2 separate regions of the Mus musculus genome follow, and region 2 is linked to region 1. The links are chromatin loops, found by intact Hi-C in ENCODE. Cell type or tissue: left cerebral cortex. All regions are shown on one strand. Links, peaks and the distances in the headings refer to the core of each region. The heading gives the core; the rest is flanking DNA. Region 1 holds the start of Gm29838 (a long non-coding RNA gene). Region 2 overlaps Usp24 (ubiquitin specific peptidase 24).

Region 1 (15,284 bases), core at 3,654-11,653:
ATCAAACCCCTCAGATTCTCTAGACTAGTTTCCTGCTAATAGTGTGAGATGGTGTAAGATGCCATCACCGTCTTGCCAGTTCTATGAGTTGATGGGTTTTGTGCACTTAAAAAATAGTTTGGAAGCTGGAGAGATGGCTCAGTACTTAAGAGCTCTTGCTGGTTTTCCAGGGGACCCTGGCTCAATTCCCAGTACCCAGCAGGCTCACAAACATTCATAATTCCAGTCCCAAGAAAGCTGATGCCCTGGCACCTCTGTGGGCACTAGACACAAACATGGTGCACATGTATGCATGCAGGCAAGATACTCGCATGCATATAATAAAAATAAAATATAAAGGAATAATTTTGTGAGGTGCCTTCTTTCTGTGCCCAAAGTGATCCCTCAGACTAGTTTTGCAGCCTGTGAATTAGAGAGGATGTTCAGACTCTATTTCCTGTCCCTCACTGCAGAGGCAATCAAGTAACCCAGAGTCAGAGGAACAAAGCCCAGGAGGAGTTTACACAGCGTCCCAGCTTCCCAAATGCAGATCATTGGTTGCTGTTGTTGGCTGACAGGAACTCTGAATCACACTGGAAACTCTAGGCCATGATTGTGCATACACTTGCCTGATTTAAAATACTGTCACATGCCTTCCGTCTTTTGTCTGTATTCTAGAAATCGGAGCATTTTGATTAGCAAACGTGAAGGCTTTATGTCCATTACAGAAGGTAAGTCCCACTGTGATGTTGAGTTGTAAAATGTTTACCTTCATAGGCACGAGGCACTGCAGGACCTACTCTACCTCTCACTTAAGAGACAGAAAATGCAGCAACAGGGAGGTGACTTAACCTACCCATGATTACAGCCATGAGCAGGTTGGGGAGTCTGACCTCATCTCTGAACCTAGGCAACATGAAGGGGAATTAAATCAGCCATTTAGTTAACTTGAGGACATGTACCCTCTTCCAAAGAGAACTCAGAGACACGTCCATTGAAAGCTAAGTTCTCAACACTGGGCTTACAATTATGTCCTCTGATTCCTGTCATAAGTTAGAGAAAGTGGAACAAGTACTGAAACAACCTATATAATTACTGTTTATTCCTGAAGAACAATCTAGAAAGAATGGTCCAGGGCAGAATAGAACTTTTTTTTTTTTTAAAGATTTATTTATTATATATAAGCACACTGTAGCTGTCTTCAGACACACCAGAAGAGGGCATCAGATCTCATTACAGATGGTTATGAGCCACCATGTGGTGCAGTCCTTGCTGCCTGCGAAGACAAGAATGACATGGACACCATGGTTCACGCAACAGTTTCTTCTTTTACTTGTGGCTTTTTTCTTACAGCTCTCTCCACTTCAGCAAGGGCAACAATAACAACAACCCTCCTATATTCACGCTGACTGACCTCATCTCGCTCTACCCCACCTCATCCAATAAGAAATCACACACGCTCCAGCCACAAGCTCAGGTCATTCACCGATAGGCTGACAGGTCCGGATCACAAGGAACAGTCCAGCCTGGCAGGCAGCCCACGCGTGCAGCTCCATTGTGCATGCTCAAGCAGGGCAGTAAACAAGTGGGGTTCAAGAGGCCTGGCAATGGGCCAGGGTGCCATCTAGGCCCATGTGGCCACACTGGCTTCCTGCAACCATGTGGTTGCTGGGAATCGTACTCAGGACCTCTGGAAAAGCAGTCAGTGCTCTTAACCCCTGAGCCATCTCTCCAGCCCCAGAACAGAACTTTTTAAATGAACTTTGAAATACTTATTTTTGCTTGCATGCCTGCAGGCTAGGAAATTAGACAAAATATTTTCCCCATGTTCAATTATAAAATACATACTGCAGTACCATATACTCAATCAACAAATGAATAAAATGAATTTATATATTATAATAAAGAGACTTCTCTTTTATTTTGTAAGGGATAAATCAGTTTTTTATTCCTCTAAGAGGCTGGAGGACACCTTGATCAGTTTACGTGACCTTTCTTTTTTATTGCTGCCTTTAACACTATGAGTTTTTCCCAGTCCAGTCATCAGGGTAACCAAGTGTAGTTTTTTCCTCAATAGGTGCTGAATGGGGTTTCTTTCCCTTCTGCTGTTGCTCCATGTGTTTCTTGCCTCTATACTCTTGCTGGCCTCTTCTGCTCCTCGTGTAGAGGACAGAGGAAGGGTCTTCTCCTGAAGCCCTCAGATATTTTAGCTCCGTACCTCCCATCACCACCACTGATAAAACAAAGGTTTTCTGTCTATCCCTGGATGCTCTAGAATGTTCTCTATAGACCAGGCTGACCTCGAACCCATGGCTCCACCTCACTCTGCCTCTTGAGTGCTGGGATTAAAGGCTTGGGTCAGGGCCACCACTGCCTGGTTTGTTGTCTTCACTGGCAGGAATGAAACACATTTGATAGTGATTCCGTGTCCTGCTTTGGACAATTCCTGTCCAAAGGATCCCCTTAAGTTAGAACCCTTCTTAGAAGCCTTAGACTCATGTGTCTTCTCATCTTTTCCCTCCGGCTGAGAATGGCCCTTTGCCTATCTCCTCTTGTTTAAACAGCGTTCTGCTATATTCTACATAGTCAAATTTAAAATTGACTTCCTGTTTTGCCACAGCACTAAGACCCATAAAGAATAAAGACTCATTGATAATGAGTCTTTCACGGGACAAATTTCTATTCATAAGACTTAACATAACACACGTGTCCAATAGGTAATTATACAAATGAGTGGCTAGATCAATGAAACACGGTTTTAAAGAATGCATTGTGGCTGGCTGGGCATGGCACATGACTACTAAGGCATCCCAGCTACTAAAGTGGTTGAGGTGCCAGGATGACAAGTTCAAGACCAGCTCTGGCAACTTAGGAAAACCTTATCTCAAAATTATTTAAAAGAGGACAAGAAACGTGGCCTGGTGTAGAGTGCTTGCCTATTAACCATAAAAGCACACACAATAAGTACCTCATGCTTGAAAAGTGTAGAAGCAGTTCTTGGCTACTTAGTGAGTTCTTTTTTCTTCTACCTTTCTCCACCCTTTTTCTTCCTTTTCATCCTCCTAATAATAAATAGGAGATAAAAAGGATAGAGGGGAAAGGGGTGACATTATTGTTAGACTACGTCTTGCTGATGAGGGATGGCAAGTTCCTTCTTCACCATCAGGATTTCTAATTTCTTTTTTTTGTTTGTTTGTTTCTTCTTTGCACATGATGGCTTAACAAACCTCGGCCAACAGCAAATGAACCAACAACAACCACCCGCCTATCTGGGATCTAGCATTTATATACGTTGGAAAAGTCCCCAGAATTCCAAACATTGCATAATTGCAGAAACTATCTGCAGCTGGCAGAATCACACCCCTGCTAGAGCATGAGGCAAATCATAGTCAGCTGCTGTGGCCAATGTAAAACAGCCCCATACCCCACCTCTAGGAATAAAGTGAAAGCATATTCCCATAATACTTGTGTGCTTTTCAAAGATATTAAAACTCTTACTACAGTAGAAATCCACATATTTGAATATATAAATGTAAATATTTGCATATCACTTTTAGACATTATAAGTTATTTGTTGGGATGTATCTTTTTTTTTTCTTCTGCTTTATCTGTTTTGAAACCCTTAGGTTAGGGTTAGGTTCTGGGGATGTGTCTGTTAGTGACAACGCAGTGACTGAACTCTTAGATCATGTGTGTGATAACAATCACCATCCTCAGGAAAACACAACCTCAGAGTCCACCCAGGACCACAGTCAGCAGGCAGAGTATTGGAAATACCACAGTAGGTGTGGCGCCCTGTGATGAAGGACTTGGAGAGGAAACCAGTGGCAATGTGATATAAACTTTTGTTTACCCTGAATAGTACCTATGTAATCAGAGGATAAAGAATTGCTAGTTGTTAAAAAAAAAAAGAGAGAGGTTTTGTTTTGTTTTGTTTTGTTTTTTTTAAACTCATGGTAGGGAAGCAACCACAGGAAAGACATCATGGAGCATCAAGGATACATAGAACACTTTCTGTTTTCATTGCTTGGTGGATGAAGATAAGGTGAAGAAGCCATCCAAACCTAGCAAAGGGCCAAGGACATGATGTCATCTGGGAGCCCAGTTTTCACTGCAATAAGCATTAAGAGGAATATTCAAGACTGTGGGAAGATTTCAGCTACCATCTTGCATGAGCCCCATTTTAAAGCTGAAGAACCTGAGGCAGAGGGTGGGAAATATATGATACATACCCAACCTCACATCACCAGTGGAAATGACACAGAGCAATAGGCTTCCAGATTCTACATAGCTTTAATTGACAACCAGCAGCACACAGACCAGGGCAAAGATACTACTCCACTCCATGAGATGCCTACAATGGCTCCTTATACATAGCAGGCACCACTAATCATCCACTGAATGGATTTTTTAAAAATACATTAGTATTAGCTGTTTGATGTTATCAAGAAAAATTAAGTGATATCTATAATATAGATCTAGCTGTCTACATGCCATCCAATCACTCAGCTGTCTAAAAGATTGTTCTAGATTTAGCATGTCCAAACAGTTCCAGCCCTCCACTACCCAGATCAGCTTCACTTCAAAGGAATCTTTCTCCTTCATGTTGATGGCAACTCCTTCATCATCCTGGTTACTAAGAATAAAATGTCATGAATTACCTTTGATGTTTCCTGTTGGTTCTACTTTAAAAATACACTCAGAAACTGACCACCCTCCCAAACTTCTCTCCCTGCCTAACTCAATTCATAGCCATCTTTCTCTTCATTAGTACAACAGTCTCCAGAGTCCTGGTTTTCACCTTTGCTCATACCTAGTGTACTAAAAAAAAAAAAACAAAGAGTGATTCTTTTAAAGCAAGTCAGAACAGCCCTCTTTTGACTCATCTAAAGTAGGCTCACATTTCACTCAGAAGAAGGAAGGGCTAACAGCATTGTTTATAGTTCTCAAGAAGTGGAAACAATTTAAAACTCTCCATATGAATGTATAAACAAAAGTATATCATATTTGTTTGGCTAAATAACATACAGCAATGAGAAAAAGGGATGTGCTGACATACACTAGGACTTGGATGGGCCTTTAAAGCATTATAAATGAAGAGAGACAATGGCAAGAGGCCACACAATATAACTCCAGTTACAGCAATTTCAGTACAGGAGAGTCCTCACAGAAGGTACATGAAAGTGACTGAGAATTCGAAAGATGGGAGAAAAGGTCAGTGAACTCTGCCTGAGGAGGGGAAAAGTGAGAAAAGAATAGTAGAGAGAAGAAGAGAAGAGGGGAGGGAGAGAAGAGGGGAGAAGGAAGGAGGGGAGGGGAGGGGAGGGGAGGGGAGGGGAGGGGAGAAAACATAAAACAGAAGACATGGAACTTCATGCAGAGACAAGACAAAGGACATAATTCATGGGGGGAAATTGACTGTGCTGGAACACAGTACATGGTGAGATGAATCTCTCAGGCCATGGCTGTGCTCTTTAATCTAATGAACAATGAAGAAGCAGGCTTCCATATGTGAAAATACTCATTCCACAGTGTCAAAAGTATCATGACCTCTCCCTGAAGTCTTTGTGCATGGCGACACAAGTCCTTCATATATTCACTCATACTTTTGTTTTTCTTCTAATTTATTTATCATTTACTGAGTGGTAGATATTAGAAACAGATAATCAGGGGGAAGGGAGGGAATGGGGTGGGAACAGAGGCAACAGAGAGGGGGGAGGGGGAAGGGGGAAGTGAAGAACTCTTGGAGCAGTAACCAGGAAGTGGTGCAATATTTGGTATATAAATAAATAAAACAATTTCTTAAAAAAAAAAAGAAAAGTAACCATTCAAAGAAACTACAGGTGTGGGGGATTTGTAAAGGAAGACATGAATATATGAATACATACTATTAGAATGTTTGGTGACAAGGTCAATGGAATGTGTGCCAAGGTTAAAATTTTTTGTTGCGACAACAAGGATTTTCAAGAAAGAAAAGAAAGAGATAAGCAAGGAGTTGGGTGTGGGGCATGGGGTGGGGGTGGAGAATCCCTCTATTCTAGGAGAGTTTGATGTCTAGTAGAGGAAGACAGGTTTAAAAATCTAATAAAAAATGCAGGGCCAGCTAACCTCTGTGAGAAGATAGACTGGGGAGGTGTGGGCCTGGTCATAGAGTGGACATTCAAGGCATAGGCTCCACAACGTGTCCCTGTAATCCTGCAACCCACTTTTGATCATCCAAGATTTAAGGGAACTTTTATTCCCTTAAATAAAAGTGGACTGGGGGAGATAATGATGTGTAGCTTCCCAGTGGCTTAGGCTTGGGAATGCTGTAACAGTGGCTTAGGACATGAGAGATGAGTGGCCATGTTGCTGTCCTCAGTTCCTTCAAGGGTCTTTGGAAGACCCCGTTGCTTATCTCTGCCAGCGTCCTGGATCTGGATCGTTCCTGCCGGCCACACTCCTCCCATCTCTGCCTCTGCCTTGTGAGCTTCCCAGTGTTCTCATGTCTTTGCTTTAGTGCTAGCTTGTCTCTCAGCACTGGTGGATCAAACTCAAGGCCCTGTTCTTCCTAGGCAAGTGTCCCACTGCTGGGCTACAGCCCAGCTCCTCTCTATCTCTTGTAAGGACACAGTCATTAGATTTAGGCCCCACAAGACCCTTAATGCAACTGTATCAGAAACAATCACACCTCCTGTCGTTTCCAAGTAAGGAAATTTCATAGATTTTTGGATGAACTTCTTATCTTTCTTAGAGGTTACCTTTCAGTTTGTTATAATCAATAAAAAATCTGAAGTTTGGACTAGAGAGATGGCTCAGTAGTTAAGAGCATCCACTTCTCTTGCAGAGGGTGTAGGTTCAATTCCCAGTACCCACACGGCCTCACAGCAGCTTGTACTTGGCCATGACTCTAATTTCAGGGGATTTGATGCTTTCTTCTGACCTCTAAGGGCAATGGGCACACATATGATGCATATATGCATATCCAGGCAAAACGTTCAAACACATAAGATAAAAATAAATAAATCTGGAAAAAAATATGAAATTCTCCTTTGCTTTTATTAGGAACTTTCTCACACTCATACTTTTTCCTTCCAGGGTAAAAGATTGCCTTTCAGAAGTATGTGTGTGTGTGTGTGTATGTCTCTCTGTGTGTGTATCTGTGTATCTGTGTGTGTGTGTGTGTGTGTGTGTGTCTGTGTGTCTCTGTGTGTGTGTCTGTGTGTGTATGTGTATGCTTGTGTGAATTCAGGATCTATGTAGAACTAAATGAAGCAGATAAGTGACCTAAGGTAGAGATGTTCATGTGACCGTAGCAATTATTAATGTGATCCAAGTCCATGGTTAGTTTGACTTTTATTGTGGACTTAGAATGACAAACTAGGTTAATTTTCTAGAATAATTATTTTCTGTTTGACCATACATCAAATTGCTAATATAATCAATGCTAACACTCTGAAAAACTTGGACATTTCCCTGTCTTGGCCCTTTCCCCATACGTAGCACATATAGCCAGGTTGCACAATGAGGCTCAGTGAATAGCTGTCGAGTCCGAGACTAGAAGAGATTTGATTCAATACAGGAGCATAGAGAAAAGGGCCAGGGCACACGCATGTCATAGTTGCACAAGGTATGGTGATCGTTTGATACCCAGAAACAAAAGTACTGACCTTTGACCCACATCCCACTCAAAACTCAATACCAGAGGGATTATAGACAGCACAAGATGGAGACAATACAACTAGCAGAGTAAAACAAAGGGGATGTAGTGCCTTAGGCAGAGAGTTCTTACATTGGTACAAGGCATTAATGATAAAGCGATGGATAAACTGGTACTCATTAGAATGAAGAACCTAGGTTTATAAAATACACTGGAACTTGGCAAGTTATGGACCAGCAGCTAAATTAAGCCTGCCACATCCCAGCGAGCAGCTTGTGAAGTAAGAATAGTTTTTCTATTTTTATGTAGGTGAAGAAATCGGAAGATGGTATTTCGTAATATGTGAGACAAGAATGACATTCTACTTTAGCGTCCATAAATTGGATTGAAACATAGCCCAACTCACCCGTCAAGCTTCCTCAATGGAAGACGTTCTAACTGCTGTAGTAGTACCGTGGGAGAGTTGGCTAATTGACACAGAGATCATACACCCTGCAAAGCCTAAAATAGCTACTATTTGGCACTGTTTAGAAAAATTCTGCTGACTTCTAAAATGTAGAATCAAGAAAGTACAAGGATAAGTTACAGATAGGGGAACTATATCCTCCATAGAGAAGATATATAATCCCTAAGAAAACATTTAAAGGAGGGACAGACACCTTGAATATGCATCTAACTAAAGAATATAGACAAATGTCTATTGAGCACATAACACAGTGCTCTTTAGAAAAATGCCTATTAAAACCACAGTGAAATACCCATATATACCCACCAGAATGGCTAAACTCCAAAGGTCTGACAATATCACATGCTGAAGACACAGCCAGGTAGAGTATGAATTGGTGTAGCTATTCTGAAACACTCTGGAATAGTATTTATTACATGGAAATACAGTTATCCTGTGCAGGTTACCTAACTGAACAAGAATATCCCTCCTGCAAGATGTGTGCAAGGGGGGGGGGGGGGCTCATTAGCAGCCTTATCTATGACATATTACAAATAGAAATAACCCAATTTGGGCTGGAGAGACGACTCAGTGGTTAAGAGCACTGATTGCTCTTCCAGCGGTACAGAGTTCAATTCCCAGCAACCACATGGTGGCTCACAACCACCTGTAATGGGATCTGATGCCCTCTTCTGGTGTATCTGAAGACAGCTATGGTATACATATACATATAAAATAAATAATTCCTAAAAAGAAAGAAAGAACCCAATTTAAACAAGTAAGTTATGACCAATCAGGAAGTAAGACAACATAAAGTAAGTGAAAAAAGAATGACGTATAGCACCAGGCGTGGTGGCGCACACCTTTGAACCCAGCACTCGGGAGGCAGAGGCAGGTGGATTTCTGAGTTCGAGGCCATCCTGGTCTACAAAGTGAGTTCCAGGACAGCCAGGGCTATACAGAGAAACCCTGTCTCGAAAAAAACAAACAAACAAAAAATGACGTATAGCTCCACAAAAGAATTTGGATGGTCCTTTCAGACATCATATTGAATAAGGTAACACAGGGACATTATCCTCATGTATACTGGATACTGGTTGTACGAGGTTCAACTTTGGTGAAGGATCATTAATTGGGAAGTGGCTAGGGAAGCGATTGAGGTGTTTGATTTGGATGTAGTTCGTGGCCAGGCACATATTTATATAAAAGCTACTAGTGTAAGAATAACAAGTCAACTTAAAGGCTCACAACTAATTACTCTCACAGCATAGCACAGGTGCATTTTTCTACAACCAAAGACTTAGACGTGTGAAAGATCAACCAGGATGTGTGTGAGGTAGAAATGTGTTGTGTCTGTTTCTGTGCACTTAAGCTGTGACACACCTTTCCAGCCACGCTGTACAATCATGGTTTGTATGCACCGTGGGCCTTTCTCTTGTGCCCCTGTGTCGAATCATGACTCCTCTCATCATGACTGGTGCTTGAAGCCTTGTCATTTTACATGTGAAGCACACACTTTGATTTATGTCTGAGATTATCGTCTGTCCTAAGAAAACAACCAATGCCTATAAAGGATGCAACCCCAAGCTCTGGTACGTTTATCCTCGAGTCCTATGGGGAGTCCTAACACAGCACGGGTGCTCAGAAAACCATGGTTGGTGGTGAAACAGTGATAAAATACATGTATGTATACAATGAGTAATTATGCACGCAGAAATGCAGTGAGTGTGCCTATTTGTGAATTCATTGGTCACATGGACACACATGTGCACACGATCATCCACCACTTCCTCTCGGACAAACACAAATAAGCAGTCACGTCAGGAACACTTATCTTTCTCCTTATATGTTTGACAGAAGGCAAAGGTTATTCAGTGTTGGTTACTGATTAAAATCTTGATGTCTCCTCTCTTCCTGGGTTCAAGTCTGGGACTCAGCCCTTGGCCACCTTCAGCGGGTTTCTTCACCTCTCTGTGCTTAGCAATCTCATTTTTAACATGGAAAAAATTTGCTCCTGTGGTTGTTTAGAATTTAAGATGAGTTCATGGGTATTATAGCCAGATGCTTAAAGGCTCCATGAAGGTAGGAACTAACCTGGTCATTTGCTGGTTTAGTCTGTTTGACTCACCACAACATCCCTAGTTCCTGGAAGTGTTAGGAGCATACATAGCAGACATCCTTTAGATATCTAGCAAATGAATAACCAGTATCCCAATCTTCAAAACCTACCTATTCTTCTTGCTTGCCCATTGTTCATACATCACAGAATAATTCCAGCCATTCCTCAGTCTCCAATTGCAATTTACTCCTGGTATCGTATGAGCATTTTCCCGCAGTGTCACAAGGTGGCAGCATGAGTCTCCTTTTGAGAGAGCAGAAGGCTGCTTTTACCCGTGTCTTGAACAAGCTTGGCAGTGCCTTCATTTACTAGTTTCTCAAGTAGGCCTGCACCCCTGGCTTTTGTTTTTGCTTCCAGTACTAACTGTGTGGAGAAGGTAACGTTTTCTCTTCGCAGCTCTAACTTTGAGCTAAAGAAAAGAGTACTGTTTGTAGAGAGGCAAGAATGCTAATGTGATTCCAAAGTTGTCTCACAGCGACCCGGTTTGATATTCCAAAACTCTCCTCCTATAACAACAACCTGCCTGACAAATGATGGACACAGATCTCTTGTCTCAGAGACATGATGTCAAACGACATTGTGATCTTACCATCCTGCAAGAAACAACAAACCAATTAAAGCCGCGTTTCCTAACAAAAACAAAGGGAGGCCAGTTCTGCAAGAGAGCTCGCAAAGCCTTCTGGGGGAACCGCTGGGCGGAAGCAGAAATCTCTGAGCATCTTCCAGAACGGGGTCTGGTGGGATGAAGACAATCTTGATTTAGAAATGAACAAATCTGGCTTCAAACAGGACTTCAGGATTCTCCTTACCTCAACCTAAGCAAGCTCTCCTCCTTCCAAGATTCGGTTCCTGCCTTTTTGTTTGTTTGGTTGGTTGGTTTTTGTTTTGTTTGTGTTTGTTTCGAGACAGGGTTTCTCTATGTAGCTCTGGCTGTCCTGGAACTCACTTTGTAGACCAGGCTGGCCTCGAACTCAGAAATCTGCCTGCCTCTGCCTCCCAAGTGCTGGGATTAAAGGCATGTGCCACCACTGCCTTTCTAAAGCAAGCATAACACTCTCCTGCGTTCAGAGGAAAGGAGAGACATTTTTCTGTAGCGTGTACAGCATGGCCGACTTTGCTCTGCATGAGCTAATGTGAGAATCGCTTTCACTTTATCTGTTAGAAAACTGGTTCCATCCAGTTGAATAGGCTTGCCCAGATTTTCCCATCAGTAAAATAGGGCTAATGAGTACTGAAGTCACAAATAGTATTCATTTAATGCATTGTTTATTATGTTTGCAGTGCTGGGGCCAACTGAAGGCTTCCAAACATTCATTTGCTTATTGTGAACCACGTGGTTTCAGGTGTGTTCTTTTAGTTTTCAAAACTTCTTGGAGTCTTCCACAGAAGAAAAAAAAAATGACCTACCTCATTGAAAAGTTTCAAGGGAAGTAGAGTCTGGGCTGGTTCCTCTGTTTGCATCAGCAGAGACCAGATTTTCTGACCCACATCTCTGCTCCTTCCTGCTTTGGCCAAGGAGGATAAGTATGGAGTTACACAAGATATCACATTCAGTGTTCACAGGGGCAAGCCAGCAGCTTTGAGTAGTACATGCTGGAGGAGGTAGAGTGGCTCGGCTTTGAAGAACCTGGATAAACCGGCACTCTCTAGCCAAACTATGTCTTCTTAATTTTCACAACTTAAAACATGGACTCTGGCTTTTTGAGTACAACTCTGTAGTGTCGTGGCTGCTACTCTCTTCCTTCAAACACTTCCAGAGCCAATTCATATCTGTTCTTCAAAAAAAATAAAAATGATTAATTAGGTATTGGGGGTTAAACTGATTAAGTAGATATTAGGGGAGAGAGAGAGAGAGAGTTATGAGGTAACTGAGAGATCCTAGAAATGAAGGCTATTAAACCTCTTGGGAGGGATCGGTTATTTGAGAATGACATGTTGCCACACATACGAAGTTACTCTTAGAAGGGCGTTTATCCCTGCTGATGTGATAGTTTTTACACAGCCATGCTAGTGAAGTGGCTGTCATTTTAATGTGTGAGTTTTGGTAAGCTATGTTTACCAGGAATTTTAATGACTTAATGACTTTGAAATGACACCATTGTAAACTATCATCAGACTGGCTTCACTGAGGTTTATTTGCTGGTAAAATGGCTCAGCGTCAGGTGTAAAGCTAAGGAAAGGGAGGACAGGACAAGGGGGACAAACTAGAATGAGGAAAAAGAGTAAAGTCAAAAGGTTTTCGGCTGTCTGGGGCCTTACCTGCTCTCGGTTGGACGGGATGCTGCTTCTGACTGGCAGCTGACATGTCCGCTCCTTGTCCGTCTCATTGTTAGCCAGTTCCAATGGGAGTTAAGGCTGCTTTGTTTATCTAAGGAATTACCTAAGGAATTAGGCTGACACTGTATTTTATGGCTTGTTCAAGTCAGTCTTAATGAATATTTCAAATATTCTGTTCCCTTGAACGCTATCCAAATATAATCTTGTTTGCAGAGAGCTACACCTATCACTTAACAGCACAATCCAATCCTTTAGTGAGGAGAGCCCTGTAAGTAGAAATAGAAAGCTTTTATTTAAACATTCATTTATCTTTTTTGTTGTTGTTGTTGTTTTAGTCTGCTTTTGGGATAACAGATTTTTACCTTTCCTAATAAGTGATTGAGGTTAAGCCAGAGAACCTTAATATAAAATAGATTCCTTGAACCGAAGCTAGTGTGGGCTAAAGTTAGCAATCTCAGTAATTTGTAAAAACAGCAATGATGGCTCAGCTATGGTTGGAGAAAAGCTGGGCTTTTAAAGTGCATTTGTTGTTAATGTAAGTCATCTTCCAGAGGAGGAGGAGGAGCAGGTAGGTTGGACTAGCTGAGCTCCACTCAGTTGTGTCTTGGGCAGTGGTTTTCACTGCTGCTCCTTCAGATCTCTAAGACAGGCTTCAGGGTTCAGGCCTTGAAGCAGCAAGTTATGGCCACTTGTGCAAGGGAATGAAGCCGGAGTGGGAAGTGGGAGCGCAGATGCTGGAGGACCCAAGGTGGGCGGCAGGTTAGAGCAGGCGGCAGAAGCTGCCTTTCTGTGCTGATTGGAATTCTGAAGATTTGGCACATTGAATTTCAAGGAGGTTTCTGCACGTGAAGAAGAGGATTGTGAGCATGGAAGAACCTCGGGTACCCAGAATTCCTTTTAGAGTGCTGTTAATTATAACATTAGCTTCGCATTGTTGCTGCTGTTTTCCCAGGTGAGGCTGTGCTGCTTCTCCTGAAGGGGGTTTCAAGGAACTTCTCTTAGATGCCAAGGGGCCTCACCTGCTCTCCTTTGATGGGCGGGATGCCTCTGATTGGCAGCTGACACGTCCGCTCCAGCACTTTCTTGGTGCATCTTGCTTTCAGAAGACAGGACTTTGCCTTTCCTTGCCAGTCTCATCGTTAATTAGGTCCAATGTGGGCTTAATTCAGCATACCTCAAACCCTGAGCACTACAGAGGCTCACTGAGGATAATCAACGGTCCCACGTCAAAGGCCATTTACACAAATGACTAGTTTTTGTTAACTGACACCAAGTTAGACTGAGTGTTGCACGAGTGGCCTAGGCGAAATATTGAAGGTAAAATTAATCCTGTGCTGGAACCAAGCAGGACAAGGAGAGGGGGTGAAAGATCAGGGTGCACCGGAGGAGAAACAGTGTGCTAGTTGAGGGGAGGAAGGTTTATGATGTAGGTAGAGGGGTGGGACCGAAGCGGTAGGCAATAAAAGGGATACTCAAGAGGGCTGGCGGTGGGATACAGAGTTATGGAGTGGCCCACTAGGGCAGTCGGATATCATTTGTACTATCCATCCAAAAGCTAGGACTTGGAGCTGGGGAGATGGCTCCGTGATTAAGAGCAACTAGTGTTCTTGCAGAGGACCCAGATTGGGTTCCCAGCACCCACACAGTGGCTCCCAGTCATCTGTAACTCCAGTTGTAGGGATCTAACAGCCCTCCTTGGCCTTTGTGAGTGCTTCGAGCATATGGCACACAGACATACATGCAGGCAAAACACTAGTCTGTATAGACTGATATAGAATACTAGATAGAATAATCTTTTTATAAAAACTAGAACCAGCTGCATCTAATTCCAGCTCTCGAGAGGCAGAGGCAGGCAGATCTATCTCTGTGAGTCTGAGGCCAGCCTGGTCTACATAGTGAGTTCTAAGACATATTAGGGCTAGAGAGAGAGAGAGAGACCCTGTCTCAAACAAACAAACAAACAACAATGCTAGAACCATTGAGCCATTTCCACCTCTGTATTATAAAGACCCTTGGAAGAAATGTGCATTTGTATGCTATGTACTGTGCTCCAAGCTTGATACTAAGGAAAATGTAAGGGAGGGTCCTGACCCTTCAAGTGTTGATTCTCTTGAAGGAAAAAAAAACAAAAAACAAAAAACCAGCTCATAAAAAAGTAATCAACTTTAAAAATCATATAAAACCATATAAAAAGTATTCAAAGGGAAACATCAGATTCCTTGAAAGTCAAGGCCAATAATGCTCAGGTATGCCGGAGGCCAGCTGGACTAGGAAAGAGGCGGGCAGGCTTGGCTTTGGTTACCCACGTTCAGAACTAGTAGTATTGGCTCAACTCACCGAGCTCCTCTGTTGTGCAAGCTTTGCTGCAGAAGCACATGAGAAAGAATCAATTATATCTCCACCATGACTGCCTGGGGAGAAATATTTTGGTGTCTGTAGTTTACTCGCGGGGAAATTAAGGCACAGAGACATAGGATTCTAGAACAGGGGGTCTGGCTCTGGAGTCTCTTTTTTTTTCGGGGGGGGGGGGGGTGGAGGGGAGGTTCGAGACAGGGTTTTTCTGTGTAGTCCTGGCTGTCCTGGAACTCACTCGGTAGACTAGGTTGACCTTGAACTCAGAAATCCGCCTGCCTCTGCCTCTCAAGTGCTGGGATTAAAGGAGTGCGCCACCACCGCCCAGCCCGGAGTCTTTTACACCGTAGGATCTTCGGAATCTAGCACAATTATCCGGTGCTGAGCGTTAAAAGCAAAACAACAACCAACCTAGCTTTCCTTGAAAATTGAATTTTTAGGATAATCCAATTCAAGGCTGAAATTTGTAAATA
Region 2 (15,284 bases), core at 3,439-11,438, 1.2 Mb after region 1:
TCAAACACTGTGTTGGGGTTGGTAGATGGCAGTTTAAGCTAATGACCTAATTCAGTCATGATTCCAGTTATTTTTCCTTTAGTTTTCTGATTTTTGACTCTAAGTCAAATCAGCTCATCCTGGATCATTTTAAGTGAAAAGAAGACTTTATTGAAAGGGACTGAGATATCTCACATGTGTGAAGGGGTTGGCTAACCAGACCATGAGCACAGTTTGAGCAGGCCAGTGCCAGCTCTGCCTATGTCTTACTTCCACATTTCAGGCTATCTGTCCTGTGACCATGGATAGTCCACAAGCTTAACCTGACGTTCCCATCACCAGAGATAGTTTGGCTCCTTCTCCAGTTAGAAAATATGGAGGACAAGTCAGAGTTGCAGTTTGGGTTGGGTCCTTGTCACTAAGCTAGCCACAGGTAGCCTAAGGATTAAGTAGAGCTCTAAGAATGATTCCATTTTCTTTTTAAGGAGATGTCATAAATAGTTGTTAACTTTTAAGAAATAAGCTAGTTTTGAAATATTTTGATTAATTATTAGATTTTTATAAGTGTATAAGATGACTATACATATACAAGAGAAGGTTTGATTATGCATATTTCTCCCCTCATGCTAATACTGTCATTTTAGGTAACAAAACTAATAGAAGATAGTACTCTATCCAAGTCTGTGAAGAATGCTATAGATACAGACAGATTACTAGATTGGCTAGTTGAAAATTCAGTTCTGTCAATTGCACTAGAAGGTAAGTTGCTTTCAAAAAATAAAAATTACTTGACATGTAAATTATTTTCACTTTTAAAAGGTGCAAACATCTTGTTTATTTTTATTAGTCTTTAGTTAATCTTAGGAAATTATTACTGCTTTGCATTAGTAGAGTTGTTATTCACTGCATCTGGTTCCCCTCTGATGTCTCCTCTATTAGGCAACATAGACCAAGCACAATACTGTGATCGAATAAAGGGAATTATTGAACTCTTGGGCAGTAAATTGTCACTAGATGAACTCACTAAAATTTGGAAGATACAAGTAAGTTGAGCAGAATTATTTTTGCCTTTTTCTGATATGTATGGACTATAGGAGAGGGGGTAGGGTGGTGAGGAGTCAGTCAAACCAGAGGGACCTCCTCTGGTCTGTACTAGGTGAGCTATACCTAGTCTGTGAAAGCCGGTGCTCTTCTTACCTGTGGCCACTTAGTTCTGTAGCAGTCAAAATCTGGCTGGAAATAAACTGTGCTAGACATGTCAGACACATGTCAGACACATGTCAGACACATGTCAGACACATGGGCTTGACGCTGGGGAATTGCTTACAAAGCACGCAGTCATGTGGTGCACAGGCATATTTGCCGATAAAATATCCACACACATAAAGAATTTTTTTAAAAGTTTAGAACAAAATAAAAAAAAAAGTGTTGCTAAGATGGAAGATGGCTGGGAGGAATCTACTTTGGGAGGTGCAGACAGTGAAAGTGGAGAGTGCCACTCCCACTAGCAATGCCAGAGCCCCTGCTGGCCCACCAGCCCTGTATTCATTCTCTGAGCCTGAGCCCAAACCACTCCTTCCTCTCCCAGTCCTGCTACTCACTGCTCATCACAGGAAGCTAGCTGACAGGACACTGTGGGAGCACAGTTAGCTGATTCCCCTCCCAGCAGTACAGAGAGGGCTACAGTTGGGCAGGATTACAGAAAAGCACTCCTAGGTCCCTAGACTTTGCTTCCCGTATGTGGCCGCTGGCCTTGGTGAACACCCTCATGTATAATGTTTTCTCAGTATACATTCTGAACCCACAAGAGGTGAAGATTAGTAGATGGGACAGGGGAGGGGGACAGAGACAGAATGAGAATGCCTGCTACATTTAATGAACAGCTACATATCCATAGTGGTTTTGGAGAAAGTTAACTGAACCTACATGACTGAGGTTATAAAATGAGCATCAGTCATTCACAGTAGGGTCTATGCTACTGGCCATTGGGTCAAAAGTACTAGTTGAAGTCATAAAGATTTTATAAGCAACATTTAAAATGGGGCCAATAATACTCTCAACTGAAGCCCTGATCACTACTCTGTAAAAACACTCAATGTATATTTGTCTTGTAATTTTATCAGTTCAAAATAAATCTATTTGAATTTTTGTTGAAAATATTTTATTCTCTTCCTAAAATAAATATCAGGCTAAGAACTTGATTCTTTTGCTTCTTCACATGTAAGAGACTGCTGGGTAGTGCTGCTGGGAGTGGAGGTGTAGCCAGGTGACCATTAGTAACAGTTGCTTTGTGTGACCCTGAACCTCCAGTGTTGTCATGGGAGTGAGTGCTGAGCAGACTGCAGTCACTCTAAGTTGTCAGCAAGACTTAGGTTTAGCCAAGTCCCAATACTTAACTTTCTCCTGGTGTCTCCTTTTTTCTAGTCAGGACAGTCATCTACAGTAATTGAGAACATTCATACAATTATTGCTGCGGCAGCTGTGAAGTTTAATGCAGACCAGCTTAATCATTTGTTCGTCCTTATTCAGAAGGTAAAGTGTAAACTGAGTCCATCCCCAACAGACGCCTTTTAACGGACTTCTCTTACTTTATTAACCTTTTTAGTTCAGATTTTAGCGTTTTTGCTAATTTCACCACCTTGACTGTGATACCTCTGTGTCTTGTCTGTTCTGTGCAGAGCTGGGAGACCGAGAGTGACAGAGTGAGACAGAAGTTGCTGAGTCTGATCGGACGAATCGGCCGGGAAGCTCGGTTTGAGGCCACTTCTGGAAAGGCAGGAAAACCAAATGGATTATTCTAGCTACAAATGCTTGCAACGGTGTGCCTGTGGGCTGGCTCATCATCTGGTGCTATTTCAGGTGTTAGATGTCCTCTGGGAGCTGGCTCACCTTCCCACCTTGCCCAGCAGCCTCATTCAGCAGGCCTTGGAGGAGCACCTCACCATCCTCAGTGACGCGTACGCAGTGAAGGAGGCGGTCAAGAGGAGCTACATCATTAAATGCATAGAAGACATTAAAAGGGTCGGTTGGGCTTTACTCTGACTGCTGTCAGAGCAGTAATATTGTTCTGAGGGATTAGAGCCAAGAAAATTTCCTTCCTATAGTGTAAATTAAGTGGAATGTCCTATTTGGAAACTTTTACCTTAGAATCCAAATTTGGGGCTATAGGTTTTATTTTTACCAGTCACTTATATCTCCCTAATTTTCAGCCTGGAGAATGGTCGAGTTTGGAGAAAAACAAGAAAGATGGATTTAAGGTAAGTATTTCCATATGGAACCAACTAAGGTATTGTAATTTTATAATTACCTTTAGTAAATTGCATCCTACTTGTAAGATATTTTAGTGTTTACTAGACTAATATTAGTCTACAGATTGAGCTTCATGAGCTGTGCTTTATTTAGAACTTACAGCTGTTTACCCTTAAATGGAAAAAAAGTGGTTCCATTGAAAAATAATTTTTATGAAATTGCATGACTTTCAGCATCATTTTCCTTTTAAATTATACATAAAGTATATATAATTTTTAAAGCACATTGAATTCTAAATAAATTCAGTCCCCATTTTTTCCCATGAGGGAGGGAAAGTGAGTATTTGTGGCTAGGAGCAAGCAGGGGAAGGCGCATGTGCTGCTGGTGTATGAGAGGGGCGGTGTTCAGTGCGTCTGACATGCGCACGTGCACGCTTTTGTTCTCATAGCAGCCCTGATCAGAGCCGCAGGCAGCACTCAGGCAGCCCTACACTTACATCCTAGCCATGTAGGGACGACTCTGTTTTTGGAGTTTCATATTAATAACATGGAAACATTTCTGGTAAAAAATAGATAGGGACTTATTAGTGTTTCATCAGCCAGACCTCTCCATGGTTTCCACTGGTGTTCTTCAAAGGAGCTGGAGTACCTCGGGCTTTCATCTGATACCCATAGACACATAGTTCTTGCTAACAAGCTTTGGCGATTTACCGGGCTTTTGTGCACTTCAGTTTATTTGGCTATGAAGTTTAGATGGGAATGTAAGAATGTGGTGTTTCATATTTCTGACATTGAACTTTGAACAGTGGAATTTTAGTGATTTTTTTTTTTTTTAAAAAAGCATTCACAAACTATACAAATAGCGCTGTTACAAACACAAGTAACGCTGGGGTTAAAAGGAATGACGAATGTTTAATGCTTGCTTTCTACTCAGAGTTTAAGTTTTCCAGTTTCCTCTGCTCAGTGACTCACATAATTTAGCAGTCTCTCTTATGATTGAATGGTTTTCGTTGAGTTACTGAAACATATACCCTTCAATAGAATCAATAAAGAAAAGGGACCGCTAGGAAAATACTCTTTTCTTTTAGGCAACAGACATTTTTATTCTTTATAGTTAAGATATGCAGGTTGAAGCTGAAGGGACATTTCCTTCCCTTGAGGGAAATGGCTTTTGAATCCAGAGACTCCTGTGGACCTTTGTTCCTCCCTTGTCCCACTGAGCATCACCAAGCTGTCCTAGTCAAGTGCATTATTGTGTCTTTATTGCTTCTCTTTGCAGTCACTTCATTCGTGTCTGTTGCTTTGTAACAACACAACAGCAAAAGGAAACTATCTGGTCATTTTATGAGATTCGAGAGGAATGGTCTTCCTTTTTATTCCCTGCTGCTCCCAGAAAGGAAGTCTTAGTGCACTGTTGCTCTCCCCATGTAACCATAGCTTGCATTTTATATAGTAGCACTTGCCAGTTTGCTAAGTGCTTCACAGATACTCACAGTGCACTTGCTGAAGGGGGGCAGTGGGAAGATCAAAGCCCCCTGGCAGGGGAGTGAAATATTTACTACCACTAAAGGTGTTTTTCTATGCTATGCCCTTTCCTGCCAGGCAGCAAGGTGGGCTGACTGGGGATTATGTCTCCCTGCCAGGCTACACAGAAACTAAGCGAAGGGTAAGACAAGATCACCCACCTCTTACTCCCCTCCTGCCCTCAGCTACCTCTTCTCCCCCAACTGATTCCCTTCCTGCTGCTTTTGACACTCCAAGTTCCCAAGTTCCACTGTCATATTGAGAAACTCTGACTTTTTACAGATTCTGCCGAGGTCCCCAAAGCTCCCTTGGTCCTCTTTCTTTCCTTTGCTTCATTTATACCCTCCGCTGTCCACCCCAACCCTTTGTCTCTTACTTCACTTCTTATTTCCTTCAGTTAAAAGGTTAAATGTTCCATCTAAGATATAATTACTAAACAAACAGAAATCATGTTTTCTCCAGTAGTAGTGTTTTCATATTCCATAGGCTGTCTGTAGGTCTCCTGACAGCACCTGTCCGACTTCTGGTAAATATTAGTTCCCTCCTCTTCCTCTCCTGCACCCTAGGAAGACACATACTGCTGTACCTTCACAGGTTGAATAAGCCTTGTCTGAAATGCTTGGGACCTACAGTGTTTCCAGTTTTGGAGCTTTTTGGATTTTAGAATGTTTACATAGACTTTGCTGGTTGAGCATCCCAAATTCAAAATAAGAAAAGTTTCAAACATAATATTAACACTCAAAAGAGCTTTCAATTTTAGAACTCAGGTTTTTAGATTTGGAACAGTTGATGTGTTTGTCAGTGAGTTGCTCCTGTTTGTGAAGGATAGAATAGACAGTAAAGCCAGCCAGGCGTCTTCAGTAGTGCAGGTAGTGAAGGGGGAAATTCTGCTTAAAGACTTTCTTCCTTATAAATTTGTTTACTTTATTTCTAGATAAAAATCTAAAACTGCAAAGCAATGCAGATAAGGAAATGGGGGGCGGTGTTCAGCCCTGAGAAGAGAGAAGTCCGTGTGAATGCGTTCTTTAGCTGCCTAGAGGGTAGTCACACGAGAGATTGGAGTACACTTAGGTTTTATGTCTCCTAAGGTACTGCCTGGAGGCCTGCCTTTAGGTGTAAGAAGTCAGTGGGCTTTGTCGTGAGATGTCTGCACAGAAGGTCTACTTGCTGAGGCAGTGAATGTATCCTGGGTTTCATAAGGTGGAGGAGGAGAATGCAAACAGGTTTGCAGCCACCTGGCTGAGCCTCACAGCTTCCTTTGCTGTCACTCTACTTTGGAGAGCACACTAAATTCAGTGACGTCATCAAAGATTCAGTTTACTTTCAGCCATCTTTAGCAATCAGAGGAATTTTCAATTGTTCTTGTAACTTAAAAATATAATACCATAGCTAACCATGGCTAACATGGTTCCTGATTGCTGTCCTTCAGAGAGACTATCAATAGTGATTCTTAAATCCCAACTTACATGGCTATTCTCTTAATTTACTCAAAGTATAATTTCCACTAGCCATAATTGACCTAATTAGTCCTGATACTTTTAAATGTATCTGCGTATTGATAAAGGGTTTAGGCATATTTTTTTTTTTGTATCCTTTTTGGAAGGTATCAGTTCAGATACACAGTTTTCCTCATTGTCTTGACAATTTTGTTTTTAGCAAAAATATTCTGGCTAACTTCAGAAGTAGTTGGCCTTCAATATATACCTTATTTCTATGATTTGAAGATGCCAGAGATTGCAGCCTACATTGTAGAGTTACTGGATTTATAGAGAAGATAAACAGAAACTACCTTTTGGAGTTGAACTTTATTTAGCTCAGTAGAATGTTTACCTGGCATAACGAGGCCTAGTAAGAGTTGCATCATTATCACACATGTTTGCAGTACCAGTACCAGTACTCAGGAGGTGGAGGCAAGAGACTCAGACAGTCAAGATCATCTTCAACTACAGTGAGTTTGAGGCCAGCCATGTTATCTGAGACACTGCCCCAAAACCAAGACAAAAAGTTCATTTTCCCTTTATCGGCCATTGTTAAGACTTACACCAGTAGTTAAATGAAACCTTTTTGTTTTGTTTTATCAATTATGTATAACTTCATGTTTCTACTGTAGTAGTGATTTGGACCACCCTGAAATCTTTGGTATTGGAGTTACTAGGAATAGAGTCTGGGCGTGCACATGTAGGCAAGTGTGCCAACACTGAATTGCATCCCCAGCAGTCCTTGAGGCATACTGAAGCATGGGGAGGTTTGTGTGCTCATCTTCTTTCATGAAAACAACTTTTTCTTTGAGTGCTGAATAGTATAGGTTGAGCAGCTTCTGTGAGTTAGAATACAGCTCAGGGCAAAGATACCAGTGCTGAGTGCAAGAGCTCCGTGCACGGGAACTGTCTCCTGGTAGCTTCTGGCTTTGACAATGACTTGAACTGCTTTGACAGTCACCTCAGGGTAGTTGTGCTATGTCATGGTATGTTTCTGATAACATATAAATAAGTAACCCAAATTCAGGTTTATAGGCCATCCTTGTTTGGTACTACCTATACTAAATAACAGCTCAACTCAGATAACAGGTAGATAAACAAATGCCTTTTTGTATAGGTAAGTTTGTATATACAAAAATAATGGACAGTTATAAAAGCTTACATTTAATGTTTAGTGGCTGGTAAGTGTCTGTTGACATAATTGAAGAAGTATCAAGTTGAGATACTTAAAATCCAGGAAATATGGTATTTGGTAACTTATCTGGCTTACATACTTGAGGTGAGGAGAACGTATCGTTTGGTGGTAGTAATTAGTTTGTACAAAGTAACCTACAGTAGTGGTGTATTTCTTTTAAGACTTCAATACTGTCCTTTCAACAGGGTTTGCATTTTGCAGAAAAGTTTGATAAAATTACTTAAAACAAAAAAAAATTTAGCCTTTTAAATAAATGGTAAGGCTTTAATTGATTAATAATCAATCAGCTGATTAATAGCATTTAATCTGATAGCAATTTTATTATGAAAGCTTATAGTTGAAAAGATGCTATTGATTAAAGGCCAATTGCATGCTTATTAGATTTCTTTTATCTATGACACAAAGATCCAGATTATTGTACCAGTTTCAGAAATAGTATATTTGAAGTGCTTTGAAAATAAAGTGTAGTCTGAGTAAAGTATCCTTAATAATTAATGAAAATAGAAATGGGGTTGGATGGAGTCAGGGAAGTGCTAGAAGTGGGCCCAGGAGCTCGTCCGCACTAAGCCATGTCTACCTTAGAGCTGCACCCAAGCCCTGCACTTAGTTATTAAGGCAGAGTACCTTAAATAGAAAGAGAAACAGGTTATAGTTTCATTAGTACTTAACTCATGCCAGTAATTTGATCAGATTAATTAAAGAAAGCCATATTCTTAGTCCATTTTCCTTGCTAGCCAGGTCAGTGTCAGCTTTGCCATAATTTATTTTTTTGAGTCAACGTGTCTTAGCAGCCCTGTGCACTTAATCTGTCCTCTGAAGTTGCTGATTCCCTGTCTGTTTTTTGCTGATGTCCTCCTGTACATTTACTGTCATTTCACGTCCACTCCTGTTTGCAGCTCTTGGCCTTAGGAAATTGCATGCAGAGTAAGAAGTTGAAGGCTGATTATGCTTGCATGGAGATAAGCTATAAATAAGTAATATGAAAGGGAAAATTATAGAATGTGTAACAGTGAAATAATTGACTCAAACATTTTTTTATAGCTAATAAATGACTGACATTTAGTTGTAAGCTTAATTAATGTAACTTCTTTTTAACTCTATAGTCATCTCAACTTAATAATCCGCAGTTTGTGTGGGTGGTTCCAGCTTTACGTCAGCTTCATGAAATCACTCGTTCATTTATAAAACAAACCTATCAAAAGCAAGACAAGGTAGGAACATACTTATTTTTAATTCTCATGTGTATAGCCTATTGTAATAATTGTAATACGTAAGCGTGGCTAAGGTTGTTGCATTGGTAGTATCTTACCGGCTTACGGTTAGTAATGTCAGTGGGTTTTAATCATTTGGAACTCTTTCAAAGGAGGTCATTCTCTTGATATAGTCCTCCTAACTCTTCTTGATTGCTAATTTGTTAAGATAACTAGGCTAGCTTTTAAGAACATTAATGATAGTCCCCAAATTTGAAAAGATTACAAAATAGAATCTTTTCAATGACAAGAAGATGACTTTGTCTAAGGAGCTGGGTAGAGCTTGCTTGCTTGCTGTCAGGGATGTGGGGTGAGGCCCAGGAGAGCACGTAGGGCGCAGTAACTCTTCACAGAGCCACGTCTCTCCTTGAGGCACCCTTAGCAATGTCTTAGTTCCCTAGTAAAGTCCAGATTGATTTTACTGTCAGAAGTAATCTCATGTTTGTTCTTGCATCTGGGGCTACATTCTAAAATAAGAGCTATATTGCATTAAACAGCAAAATGACTGCAGATTCTCATGCCACTTTCATTTCTGTTTCTTTTATTAAGAGCATTATTCAAGACCTGAAGAAAAATTTTGAAATAGTCAAACTGGTAACGGGAAGCTTACTGGCTTGTCACCGACTTGCAGCAGCCGTGGCTGGGCCTGGAGGCTTAACCGGCTTAACATTGGTGGATGGCCGCTATACTTACCGGGAGGTATCACTCACTGTGTTTGTGTTTTGTGGTTTTCGGGATTGGCTTAACTTTTTCTATTTGAACTGTAAAACAAATATTTGTTGGGTACAACTATAGAAGGGCACCATGAGCAATCTTTGTAATGTGGGAATGGTTTTAAGTCTTAACTATAGTTTCAATATTTTTCTTTTTTTTTCATTAGATTTATTAATTTGTGTTGTATGTTTGTATGTGCACCACATGGGGGTCTGGTGCTCACAGAGGTCAGATGAGGGCGTCAGATTTCCTGGAACTGGAGAAACAGGTGGTTGTAAACCACCGCATGGGTGCTGGGAATTAAACCCAGGCCCTCTGCAATAGCAATAAATGTTCTTACCCACTGTGCTCTCTGTCTCTCCAGTCCTTTACTGTAATTTCAAACTAAGTTTAGAAAAATAGTATTTCTTAAGAACAATTGCTAGCTCTGTAGATCATACATTTGGTTTTCAAATCAATTGATGGCTAATAATATTTTTTTTAAAAAATACCTTAGCTGGGTATAGTGCCTCCCGTCTGTAATTCAGGACTCCATTAGACCAGTGGTTCTCAACCTTCCTAATTCTGAGACCCTTAATACAGTTCCTTATGTTGTGCTGACCACCCTCCAACCATAAAACTATTTTTGTTCCTACTCCATGACTCTTAATTTTGCTGCTATTATGAATCATAATGTAAATATCCTGATACGCAGGATATCTTGCGACCTTGTGAAAAGTTCCTTTGATTCCCCAGAGGGGTCACAACTCACAGGTTGAGAACTGCAGCCATAGACTGAGGTAGGAGGATTGTCGTGAATTCATGGCATATTCATGGCTATATTGGTTGAATTCTAGGCTATTCTAGAATTCAGAGTAAGATCTGCTGTCTACAAAACAAAACAAAAACAAAAAACTACCAGAAATAGAACTTAATTTCACCACTTGTGAATATGAGGGTTCCTTTGAGATTACTAGAATTGAATTTGATTCATATCTACAGTCAACTGACTTTGTAATAAATTTGAGGTTGCTTCTGCTGCATTGAATTATTGGCTGATAAGTCCATTTGTCATATTTACTTTCTCATGAATTACATGACAAGTGTTCTGTGTAAATCTGTTTTATAGAATTTTATTGTAATGTTTCTTTTAGGATGACAGCCTCAAACAAGTTAACTAGTTGCATTATTGCTTTTTTCAGTATTTAGAGGCACATCTGAAATTTCTGGCATTTTTCTTACAAGAAGCTACACTGTATCTTGGGTGGAACCGAGCCAAAGAAATTTGGGAGTGCCTTGTGACTGGCCAGGACGTCTGCGAGCTAGATAGAGAGGTAAGGCCTGGGGTTGTGGGTTAGTGACAATGCACTAAATGCTGCCCTCCTCCGTGTGTCTCATGTCATCTGTGTTCTGCATCCTGTTTGCTATCATTGTGAGTATGTGAACACTGAATGGCGCAGTAGGAACTGTAAGTACTAGGGAAAACATGTCTTAAAAGACATCCATGATAGACATAAGTGTGTGGGCTCTTTGATCGTTTTGTTCAATTTTGGCTACAACACTAAAGCCAACAAAATGAATATCACTGAAGAATTATGTTAGAGTTTAGTTTTCTCTTTTCCTGTGAGATTAAATTTTAGATCACTGCTAAAAAACTTAGTTCCTGAAAATGTTTTATCTCTAGAAATATAAACATGAATCAAGAACAATTACAGTAAAAATGCAAACACTTACTTTAACATTTGCACTTGCTAACAGTGAGTCTTGGTCTCCTCTCATGACAGAATAATAATAGCTACTTCCTAGGCATGTTAAAAGGACTGAGTATGTGGCAGTGCTTAGCACTTGGGCTCGGCAGACAGCAAGGCTTCCCTGAGTACTAGTGGGAGACGCAGGCAGAAGATTCAGCGAGAGGTGTGAGTGCATACTCTCCTGACCAGCAGAAAGACCTGTCCCGTCTGCTTTGGAGCACCCAACATTTCAGGTTCCTGTGTCAGTTGAGCAGTTACAGGAGTGTTAGAAGTATTGAAAACGTCTCTTTACTATCCAGATGGCCGTGTGTTTCTGTCTGCAGTGGATTGTAGTTGGTCTTAGGGCAATTTTTTCTTAATCCACAGATGTGCTTTGAGTGGTTTACAAAGGGGCAGCATGACCTGGAGAGTGACGTCCAGCAGCAGCTCTTCAAGGAGAAGATTCTGAAATTGGAGTCATATGAAATCACTATGAATGGTAGGGAAAACTTACAGTTATTTGCTTTAGATTTTTTTAGAGTGAGAGATTTTATTCTTAACTTTAATACTACTTCTCAGAGGCAGCTGAACAGTTTGTAATTCTCCACCTACATAACTGCGTGGTATTTTACTGAGATTTAAAATAACAGCCTAATAAATGAAATTGCCAAAATATCTTTGTATTCTTTAATAAATAGAATTCATTAAGTAAAGATATATTAATGTACACAATGCTTCCTTTCAGTTACTTCTTTTAGCTGAGTTATTGAGTTCTGTAAAACTCCATTTTGTAAATATACTGTCAGCAACTTTTAGTCTGCACTCAGGTGTGCAGCCTTGACTACTTTCTAAACATTATCACCCCTAAACCCCTAAGAGGAGCCCTGCACTGATTGGCAGCTAGTTTCCAGCCTTCCCTTGCCCAGCCTAATCTCTTTTCCTATGGACTGGCCCAGTTTGGTACAAGTGAAATCATATATACTACTTGGGGCCTTCCTACCTGGCTTCTCTGATTGTGGCGGAAGAGTAATGAGTTCAGAGCACACCCAGGTTGTGGTGTCACTATAGGAGAATAATATTTCACTGTAGGTGTCCCATTATTTTCATTCATAGGTCAGTGAACATTTGTTGCTACCATTTTGAGCTATACATATTCATATAGTAGTTTTTTGTGTTCTCATTTCTTTTGGTTATGAATTTTAGAGTCATATTGCCATGAGATGTAACCTTTGAGAATCTGCCAAACTGTTTTTGCAAAGTAGCTGCACCATTTCCTAATCCCACCGCAGTGTATAGGGTGCCAATTTTCCTCATTGTCAAGACTTCTTATTTATCTGCCTTTTAAAAGGTATCCTGGAGGGTGCTGAGTTATGTCCTGTAGTAATGACTTGTGTTTTCCTGATAATGAATGATGCTGAACATCTGTTCAGACTGTTTTTTTGTCCATGTAAATAGATTCTTTGGAGAAATGTCTAGTTATGATTTTGACTTTGTTTTTTTTTTTTTTTAATTAGACTGTTGTGTTGTACGGGCTCCTTATATACTGTGGGTATTAGCTTCTTATCAGATAGATCGTTTGTAAAAATTTCCATTTTTTTATGTTGTGTCCTTTTCTTGATAATGTCCCTTGAAGCACACAAGTCTTACAAATTCTGATTAAGTCTGGTTTACATGTATTTTCTTCTGTTGTTTGTGGGTAGTGGTTTTGATTTGTCTGGGTTTTTAGGACAGGATTTCTTTATGTAGCCCTGTCTGGTCTGGAACTTACTATGCAAACCAGTCTAGCTCCAGCCCACATAGGTCTGCCTCTGCCTCCCAGTTAAGATTAAAGATGTATGGCTTGCTTGTATTTTTTCAAAGGTGTCTGGGGTTTTTTGAGATGGGATTTGGGTGGGCTGCCCAGGCTGGTCTGGAGATTTTTGGCTCTGGGACTGCAGGCCTGCACTGTCATACACTGCACACCACACTTTAGATGCCTGTTTGAGAAGCCATTTCCAGGAACGCTATAGCCTTTCCTTCTGCTTCACTTTAGACCTTCCCCGATTATCTGTGTCTGAGTGCATGGGTTTGACTGGCATTCTATACTCTTAGGTTTCAACTTATTTAAGACTTTTTTTGAAAATGTGAATCTCTGTGATCATCGGTTGAAAAGACAAGGAGCTCAGTTGGTATGTATCTTATTCTCAACCTAGATACATTGAAATATTTGATGTAACTTGATATTCAGAAGGAAAAAACTGTCTTCTAATGGATTGAAACATAAATATGTTTGTTTAAATAAGGAGGTCTTTTTACCTGCCTACTTGGGCATTAGTGGCAGAGGCTCCCTTGAAGGCCCCGGTGGCTGCATGACTAGCCCTGCCTCTCCCCTCAGCATCTAGGAAGTCTGCCCACTCTTCATCTCTCCCATGTAGAGGCAGCTCTGCACCTGTGGTTATCAGTGGGTTTCCAGGGCATTGGTCCACTAGGCTTCCATGTAGCAATTCCCAAGGGCCTGATAATGAGAAGATGGACATCCTAGGATGTGAGTAGCAAGGACTGCAAGGAGAATGTGGGGACAGACTATGAAGTAGGAAAATGGAGAGCGACAGAGTGCTCCTATTCATATCCGTCCTTAAGACAAAAAGACAAGCATTTGATCTTTTCTAAGTCCCTGGTGTTGAGGTCCTGCTACCTGAAGTACTCAGGATATATACAAGATACTCTTAACTCTGTATCCTGCTATTTCTATCTGAGTTTTGGGAAGGACTGGATCGGGTTCCCAGAATTAGTAGCCTTTTCAGTTTCTGGTTGATTAGCTTCTCTGGGTGGATGTCTGCCTTGTGTCAGGGCTGTCTGGAGAAACATCTCTGCACCTGTCCTGGACGCCATGGAGGGTGCCTGTTACCTCTGGTGGCTTTTCATGTGAGCATTCCATATCAGTGCAGTAGGGGGTTGACCTAATGGTCTTCATTTTGTTAAACAGAAGTTCAGACTCAATAACGTAGCAAAAAATACTGACCTGTGATTTGTAATACTAGTGTACTATTAAGTTTAATTATATACATTTTAATTTTACACAGTATGTAGAAAAGTTGGAGTTGGTAGGAATGGATTTCATTTGGAAAATTGCCATGGAATCACCTGATGAAGAAATTGCTAATGAAGCTATTCAATTAATCATAAACTACAGTTACATTAATCTAAACCCTAGGTTAAAGAAGGTGAGTCCCCAAGGGAAAAAGTTACTCAGACATAAAAATGTAAAAAAAAAAAAAAATTATGTATTTTGTTATTGATAAGTTGTGATCCTTGTTGTATTCCAATTTGATTTATTTTGGTATTTTGTCTTGACTAATGGTTACAATTAAATGCCAGAGTCTAATTTTAATTTCCATATGCTTCTGACTTTCAGGACTCAGTGTCTTTACATAAGAAATTCATTGCTGACTGCTATACAAGACTAGAAGTGAGTAAAAAAAAAAAAATGGTCTTTTAAATGACTTCTTTTCCCCTTTTATAAATGTATGTTTTCAGATAAATGTTGAATGTCGATATTTGTGGCTAGAGACTATTGGAGAATTGATCAAATGTACCATGTCATGGTGTTGGGAATAGGTGTGACCACAGATGTAGTCAGGGGCTAAGTGCTTGCTGTAAATCATGAGAACTACATTCAGAACTAGGGGCTGGCATTGCTGTGGGGGCGTGTAACTCCAGTACTGGAGGCGATTTTCAGGGGGGCTCACTTGGCCAGCAAGCCTAATCCAAAACACTGAACTTCAGGCTCAATGTAGAGACTCTATCAAAAAACAAGGCGGAGGTCAGTAGCTACCTGGTATTAAATTCTGTCTCCACATGCATGAGCTCATGAGTGTACTCATGAACATATGCCCATATGAGTGCCTGCTGACAAACAGACACACACACCAATTACACTCTGTATAAAATCTTACCTTCTCCTACCGGGCGTGGTGGTGCACGCCTTTAATCCCAGCACCCGGGAGGCAGAGGCAGGCAGATTTCTGAGTTCGAGGCCAGCCTGGTCTACAAAGTGAGTTCCAGGACAGCCAGGGCTATACAGAGAAACCCTGTCTCAAAATAAATAAATAAATAAATCTTACCTTCTATCTCATCCCCTCTTTCTCCTGTCTATCTGTCCTAGCTCCCACTTCTGGGACATAAGGAACCATCTATTGTACGATAGA

What was found. A loop is a pair of places that touch in the nucleus more often than their neighbours do. Peaks named below come from ENCODE experiments on the same cell type or tissue, not always from the same donor. Only the 100,000 strongest peaks of a DNase experiment are listed, where the experiment ranks them.
Region 2: a loop joins it to region 1, with 6 times the contacts of the local background. A loop is called at or near these places in 13 of 42 quality-filtered maps.

Annotation. Positions count from the first base shown.
Region 1 is chr4:105,141,692-105,156,975 of GRCm38, forward strand. It overlaps Gm29838 (a long non-coding RNA gene), which reads right to left and starts at 14,980. Exons shown (of 2, transcript XR_376486.3): 1 at 12,442-14,980; 2 at 11,432-11,952. In left cerebral cortex, for the core only: a CTCF peak has its summit at 10,395 (motif pointing right); DNase peaks (open chromatin) are centred at 7,906 and 10,417.
Region 2 is chr4:106,359,500-106,374,783 of GRCm38, forward strand. It overlaps Usp24 (ubiquitin specific peptidase 24), which reads left to right. Exons shown (of 68, transcript NM_183225.2): 11 at 624-738; 12 at 919-1,022; 13 at 2,404-2,511; 14 at 2,658-2,753; 15 at 2,839-3,000; 16 at 3,189-3,236; 17 at 8,528-8,635; 18 at 9,224-9,373; 19 at 10,570-10,701; 20 at 11,485-11,596; 21 at 13,189-13,265; 22 at 14,160-14,300; 23 at 14,492-14,545. Among named protein-coding and RNA genes, the nearest start is that of Gm40218, 43 kb to the left of the region's middle. In left cerebral cortex, for the core only: no CTCF peak of the experiment used is centred there; no DNase peak of the experiment used is centred there.